2 separate regions of the Homo sapiens genome follow, and region 1 is linked to region 2. A link is a contact called in ENCODE Hi-C or POLR2A ChIA-PET data. All regions are on one chromosome and are shown on one strand. The core of a region is the stretch at or near the end of the contact, and the rest is flanking DNA. Distances in the headings are between cores, read along the strand shown. Region 1 has its middle 33 kb from the start of MDM1. Region 2 has its middle 16 kb from the start of IFNG.

Region 1 (3,435 bases), core at 855-3,354, 190 kb after region 2:
TGTTTCTTGCCTTGACTAATGAATAAAGTTCTCATTAGGAACACTCCATGCGTTACTAGGTCCTCATAGTCATCTTCGGCTTTGCACTTTGTCTCATATCCCACATCTGATCCATCAGCAAATCCTGTTGTCTCTACCTTGTAAGTGTACCCAGAATCCAACAGCGTCCCCACCTGTACTGCCAACACCCCATCCCAATGTTCACTGTCACTCCCCTGCTTCATCGCCACCGTGGCCTCCCAGTTGGCATCCCTACCTCTGCCCTTGCCTGAGAGAGTCTACTCTCCACAGCAGCCGGGGTGCTCATGTGATAACATGCATCACATCATGAGGCTGCTCTGCTCCATGCCCCCAGGAACAGGCTATCCCCCTCAGAGTAAAAGCCCAGGACCTCCAAATCCCCTGCAAGGCCCCACCGGTCCTTTCCAACCACCCCATCTGTCCTCCCTTCTCTCACCATTACCCAGCCACATTGCCTGTTTACTGTTTCTGAGGAAGTCATCTATCTCCCTCCTCAGGGCTCTTGTACATTCTGTTTGTTTTCCCTGACACGCCCTTCCTCAGATATCCCTGTGGCATTACCCTTTCCATCTCTAGACCTTGGCTCAAGTGTCACTTTTTCAGGGAGACCTTCCCTAACCATCCCCAACATGCTCTGCTATCTGCTCTGCTATCAACATCTGACAATCCACTTATTAAACATGTTTATTGCCTGCTTCCCTCTACCAAAATGTCAGTTCCATGAGGGTGAGGATTGTTATTTCACTCATTCCCAGCTCCTTGAGCAATGCCTGATGCATCTTTGGCATGCAACAAATAATAGTCGAATAAATTCATCTACCTGGTAGTCCTTGGCTGGAAAAAGTTTTTGATTTTTTGTCTTTATAAAGCAAAGATGAAACTAAACTACCTGCCAAAAAGACAAAGAGAAATTGCATTTAAATAAAACTTAAAACAAGTTGCAGAATTTGCATAGTATAATCTCATTTTCAGTTTTTAAATTGTATGTGTGGGTATATATTATTGAACACTAACTGCATGCTAGCAGCTTGATAAACGGACTATACATGAGCTATGTACTATACTCATATAAATGTTCATAATTGCATAATAAAAGCACTGGAAAACACGTACCAAACTGTTAGCAAGTGGGAGTGAGGTTTGAGGGACTTGAGAGAAGACTAGCTTTTACTTTACACCATTCTTCATTAATTGAATGCTTTACAATGGAAATATTTTATAAATACAAAAAGAAAAACATCTGAAGAAACTCAATATCAGCGCCATTTCTACTGAAAATTTTTCATCTTGCAGTTTTAACTTCTCACAGAATCCTTTCCTTTGGACTTGAGGCCTCTGAACCTGTGCTAATTGCACTCTGTCAGGAATTCGTCCTTGGCGACCATAGAAAATATTACAGGTGTCTGTGCTACCCAGAAAGCAAAGGGTTGTGGTGCTTTCTTTTTTCCTTTGAGTTACATTGCGACTGGCACAGTTATGAAATGAGAAATGTTACACACAAGATTGCCACAATCCCCATTTTTGGCTTATCTTTATGTCCCATACATTCTTTTAAGATTTCTATCGCCTCAGTATTGTCGATTTCCACATCCACAGCCTAACAACGTGGTGCAATCGCCCTTTGCGACGCCGCAGACCAACAGACGGATGCTGCCCTGCTGCAGTTTCACAGCACACCGGGTCTTTCCGCTTCAGCTGGACAGAGGCCCAGCCAGGCCGTAGGGAGGATTCCGAAGGTCTCTCTGCAGAGGACCGGCCTCTCAGACCGAGAAGGCTCCACCCAGGCAGGAAAGGACACTGTATGTGGGGCAGTCGGCCTGGGCCCCATGGCTCGTGTTTGTTGCTGAATTGGGCAACGTGGGCTGCGGTTCACAGGGCAACAGAGACTTCACCACCTAACACATCGGGGCTGGTGCAGCTGAGGAGGGCTGCTTCTGCCTCTTGGTGACCACGCCCTTTCCCAGGCTGGGCCCACAGGAAGTCTGGCCGGGAAGGGAGGAGGCACTGCAAGCTGTGGGAACCACACCGGCTCCTTCACTGCTGACAAAGATCTACTCCACCCCCACCGAGAAACTAGCTCAGAACCAGCTTTCCTCCTCCTCCGCAGCCCTCATGCCCTGAATGGCTGACTTGGGGGATGTTTACACTCATTTTTTTCATACTTAAGGGGGTGTGGGTGCCAGATCAACTTGCTCACCACTCAGACCGCACACAAGAAGCCTTATGTTGAAACTTGTTCAACCTCCAGTAACCAAGTCATGCAAGTGGAGAAAACTAGATAGCATTGCACACACACATATACATACACAGGCATATATAGACACATATATATCCATATATATGTGTTTATGTGTGTGTGCAATTATCTTTATACATATATTTAAAAATTTTATATATATATATACACACACACATATATATATAATTTTAATGCTAATAATGCTTGCCAAATGCTTGGTTTCAGTTGACTGCTGGTGGAGTGTACAACCTTGGTACAACCTCTCTGAAAGGCAATTTGACAACAGATATCAAAAGCCTTAAAGGTTTTCATATCCACAGTAATTCCACTTCAAGAATTTAAAGAAACATAAAATGTATATACAAGGTTGTTCCTTCTAAGGTTACAGCTACAAGTATAGACTACTTTAAAGCCATTCAAAATAATCTTTTGGAAGGTTTTTAAGGGGATAAAAAAGTCACCATAATAAATGAAAAGCCCTACATTTATATAAAAATGGGCATAGTCTCACATAAAAATATGTGTGTGCATATGTATCTATGCATGTGAGTGTTTCTGTGTACATAGAGAGAAGGAGCACTTCCTTTCTCTTGAACTACCCTCTGCCCTTGGTTTCCAATCACTGCATTCTTTCCTAGTTTTCTTCCTAGTCCACTGGCTGCTCCTTTGTTCTCCCATATTGCATCCTTCTCCTCTTCCCAACCAATCCATATTAGAGGGCTCAACCTCTGTCCTCAGACCTCCTGGCCATCTACATGTCACTCCTGAGACCATCTCCCCTACATCCTCTCTATGCTGATAATCCGCCAGATAAAATCTCCCTGCCTGTCCTCTTCCCCTAAGCTCCCGACTAGAAATCCTCACTCAGGTGTGAAATTCTTACTTGGCCTTCTTATATCCAAAATGGAACTTTTGATTTCCATTGCTGTCTCCTCCCCCTCACACACACACACACACCTGCTTCCGTCTCATTGTTTCCCATCTCAGTAAATGGATCATCATTTCACAAGAGATGGGACTAGAAACCAGGGCATCATATGCTTGATGCCTTCCTTCTTCTCTCATACCTTACATCCAACCCATTAGTAGCAAGTCCTGTTGTCTCTATGTTCAAAATATGCACCAAATCCAGCCCCTCTCCTCATCAGCACTGCCCACTCCTCTGCCACCAGCAT
Region 2 (3,345 bases), core at 621-3,120:
AAAGGCAATGGGTATCATAAAGCTAAGTAAGAAAGCTAAAGTTCTTATCTCTTTTCTTCTTCAAAGAGGGTAGCTTCTTTTAGATTGCAGCACAGAATTTTTTTTTTTTTAACTTCAGGCAACTCTAAACATGTGTCAGTTTCTTTAATTAAGATTTGGCATCCCCAACCATCTCATCTGACAAGAACAAGCAAGGGGGAACATATTCCCTATTTAACAAATGGTGCTGGGAGAATAGGCTAGCCATATGCAGAAAATTGAAACTGGACCCTTCCTTAAACCTTATACAAAAATTAACTCAAGATGGATAAAAGACTTAAATGTGAAACCCAAAACTATAAAAACCCTAGAAGAAAATCCAGGCAATGCCATTCAGAAGATAGGCATGGACAAAGATTTTATGACAAAAACACCAAAAGCAATTGCAACATAAGCAAAAATTGACAAATGGGATCTAATTAAAATAAAGAGCTTCTGCACAGCAAAAGAAACTATCATCAGAGTGAACAGACATCCTATAGAATGAGAGAAAATTTTTGCAATCTAGCCATCTGATAAAGGTCTGATATCCAGAGTCTACAAAGAAGTTAAACAAATTTACATTAAAAAAAAACTCAACCCCATTAAAAAGTAGGCAAAGGATATGAACAGACACTTCTCAAAAGAAGACATGCATGCAGCCAACAAACATGAAAAAAGCTCAACATTACTGGTCATTAGAGAAACGTAAATCAAAATAATAATCAGATACCATCTCATACCGGTCAGAATGGTGATTATTAAAAAGTCAAGAAAAAATGATGCTGGTGAGGTTGCAGAGAAAAAGGAATGCTTTTAGATGGTTAGTGGGAATGTAAATTAGTTCAACCATTGTGGAAGACAGTGTAGCAATTCCTCAAAGATTTAGAAACAGAAATACCATTTGAACCAGCAATCCCATTATTGGGTGTATACCCAAAGGAATATAAATCGTTCTATTATAAAAACACATGCACACATATGTTCATTGTAGCACTATTCAAAATAACAAAGACATGGAATCAACCCACATGCCCATCAATGATAGACTGGATAAAGAAAATGTGGTATAAATATACACCATGGAATACTATGCAGCCATAAAAAGGAATGAGATCATGTCCTTTGCAAGAACATGGATGGAACTGTAAGCTGTTATCCTCAGCAAACTAACACAGGAGCAGAAAACCAAACACCACATGTTCTCACTCACAAGTGGAAGCTGAACGATGAGATCACATGGACACATGGGGGGAACAATACGCACTGAGGCCTGTTGGGGAAGTGGGGTGAGGAAGAGCATCAGGAAGAATAGCAAATGGATGCTGGGCTTAATATCTAGGTGATGGGTTGATCTGTGCAGCAAATCAGCATAGCACACATTTACCTATGTAACAAACCTGTACATCCTGTGCGTGTACCCCAGAACTTAAAATAAAAATTGATGGAATAAAAAAGATTAGGCATCCCAAAACTTAATGATATATAACTTGTCCTATTTGAAAATTAGAAACATCATTTGCTAATTAGAATCATAGATCATGACTTATATGCTGGTCATATTTATGGTTGCATTAGGAATCCTATCAACCACAAAAAAAGTATGCCCTGCACTCTGTCTTTTTTTTCCTAAAAAGAAAAATAAAGCCAATCACAAGAGGGAAAATCTAAATGACATTTCACAAAGTGTTCAATCTATGCTTCCATTAGGAAAGTGAAAGAACCCAAGAATGGGAAATATTTCTTGTCACCCCAGGTGAATTTGAAGAAGTATTTTTCTGGTTGGCTTTTTCAGCAAGACTAACAACATTCTGTTCTATTGGCCTGTGGTCAGGGGTTTCCCCCAAGGTGCCTTCCATCTCTCGGCAAAGAGCAGTAACTTGGTGGGTTGTTTTCTTCTTAGTCACCTGATAGGATTTCCCAGGACAGAGGTGTCAAGCCAATTCTGACCTAACTTCCCATGTCCTTCCTGTGGGTCACCCTGAGAAAAAAGGAAATCGCTCTTCTCCCCCACCTGGTGCTGATGTCATTCCTCTCTTCAGCCCAGCGTCTCAATGCACTCAGGGACGCTTCTGCCTCTGCAAAGAGCAAAGGCTTCAAGTGATGGCCTTGCATGGTAGCATTCTCTATCACAGAGTCAGGAAGCTCTTAGACTTCCTTTTATTTGAAGAACTGCAAGGAAACCACCTGCAGAGCTCCCAAGACCTCAAGAGTTTGTTTTGCACCTTCGCTCTTCTGAGGTAATCACACCTGCTGCCACAGCTTCAATAGCTGAAGCCAAGGAGTAAAAATTGCACCAACATCTATAAATCCATATGAAGCTGAGTGGTCTGAATAACCTTACCAGATGTTTTTCTCATAGAAGAAAAAAAGTCCAAGTTATCCTCATGTGCTTTTCTTCCTCACTAGGTTTTAAGGTCCTAGAGAGTATACACTGCCTCTTAGTCTTCTTCATCTATCTCAAAGTGCCTGGCTGAGTGCTTTACATGAAGTATCCAATAATTCTTGACCATCAGACCTGGGGGGTGGAACCAGCAGGGCCATTTAGCCAGGGCTGCAAGCCCAAACAGATCTCTATTCTTCAGCTGCAAGTTAGTGCCCAAGCCACATAGGGAATAGGATGATACCTCATTACACATGCTGATGTTAGCTTTAAACTATGCCTGCCCTCTGTTTTCCTAAAAGCTGTGTTACTGCCAATCTCAAAAGCTGCTGTTCATAGTCATTCACTGTTGGACATTAATGACAAATCACTTTCATGAACTGACATCCATTTAAAGGGATTTTTTAAAAATGTGTTTATCTCATAACTGCTCCTGTTTATATGAGGATCCTGTCTTCTTTGAGATTATAATGACAACAAATGTTATTCGTTTTCTGCACTATTCATATAAACAACATAACTGGGCATAATACTTTCATGATATCATGTCATTACTAATAAATCACCTTTTTAAAACATCTCTATGATAGTATCATGGTTAACAAACAGCACAGACAAAGGAGCAAGACTGAGTTTGAGTCCAGGCTCCATCTTTTACCAGCTGTGTAAACTGTGTGAATCTAGGCAAGCTCCTTAAAGTCTCTGGACTCTACTTCACAGGTTTTTTGTGGGATTCAAATGAGTTATATGTGCAGCTCTTGGAATAATACTTGGCATATAGCAAGCACAATGTGTGCTCATCATTTTTATTTCCATTTTATGGGTTTTTTTCCCTTGTAACCTGATTTAGAAGTTGTATTTGTACATTTCTTCATGTTTAACGTATTTGTTCAGGTTAAATTGAAATATTTTACATATAGAAACTGAGGTTGGGTTACCTCAGA

What was found. A loop is a pair of places that touch in the nucleus more often than their neighbours do. ChIA-PET counts read pairs that join two places held with the same protein, here RNA polymerase II (POLR2A). Pooled maps may share reads with other maps.
Region 1: a loop to region 2 is called in a pooled map, with 4 times the contacts of the local background. The contact joins two enhancer-like sites. A Hi-C loop is called at or near these places in 1 of 37 single-sample maps with no recorded cell type and 8 of 50 pooled maps. POLR2A ChIA-PET finds 5 or more read pairs at or near these places in 1 of 52 experiments (activated T-cell).

The regions. Positions count from the first base shown.
Region 1 is chr12:68,363,412-68,366,846 of GRCh38, forward strand. No RefSeq gene overlaps it. Among named protein-coding and RNA genes, the nearest start is that of MDM1, 33 kb to the left of the region's middle. RefSeq lists enhancers at 1,291-1,813, 1,627-1,886, 1,814-2,335. Within about 2 kb of position 2,105, at least 39 of the 41 ENCODE cell types and tissues checked have a DNase peak (open chromatin) inside an H3K27ac peak, as active enhancers do.
Region 2 is chr12:68,173,826-68,177,170 of GRCh38, forward strand. No RefSeq gene overlaps it. Among named protein-coding and RNA genes, the nearest start is that of IFNG, 16 kb to the left of the region's middle. RefSeq lists an enhancer at 2,083-2,142. Within about 2 kb of position 1,871, at least 6 of the 41 ENCODE cell types and tissues checked have a DNase peak (open chromatin) inside an H3K27ac peak, as active enhancers do.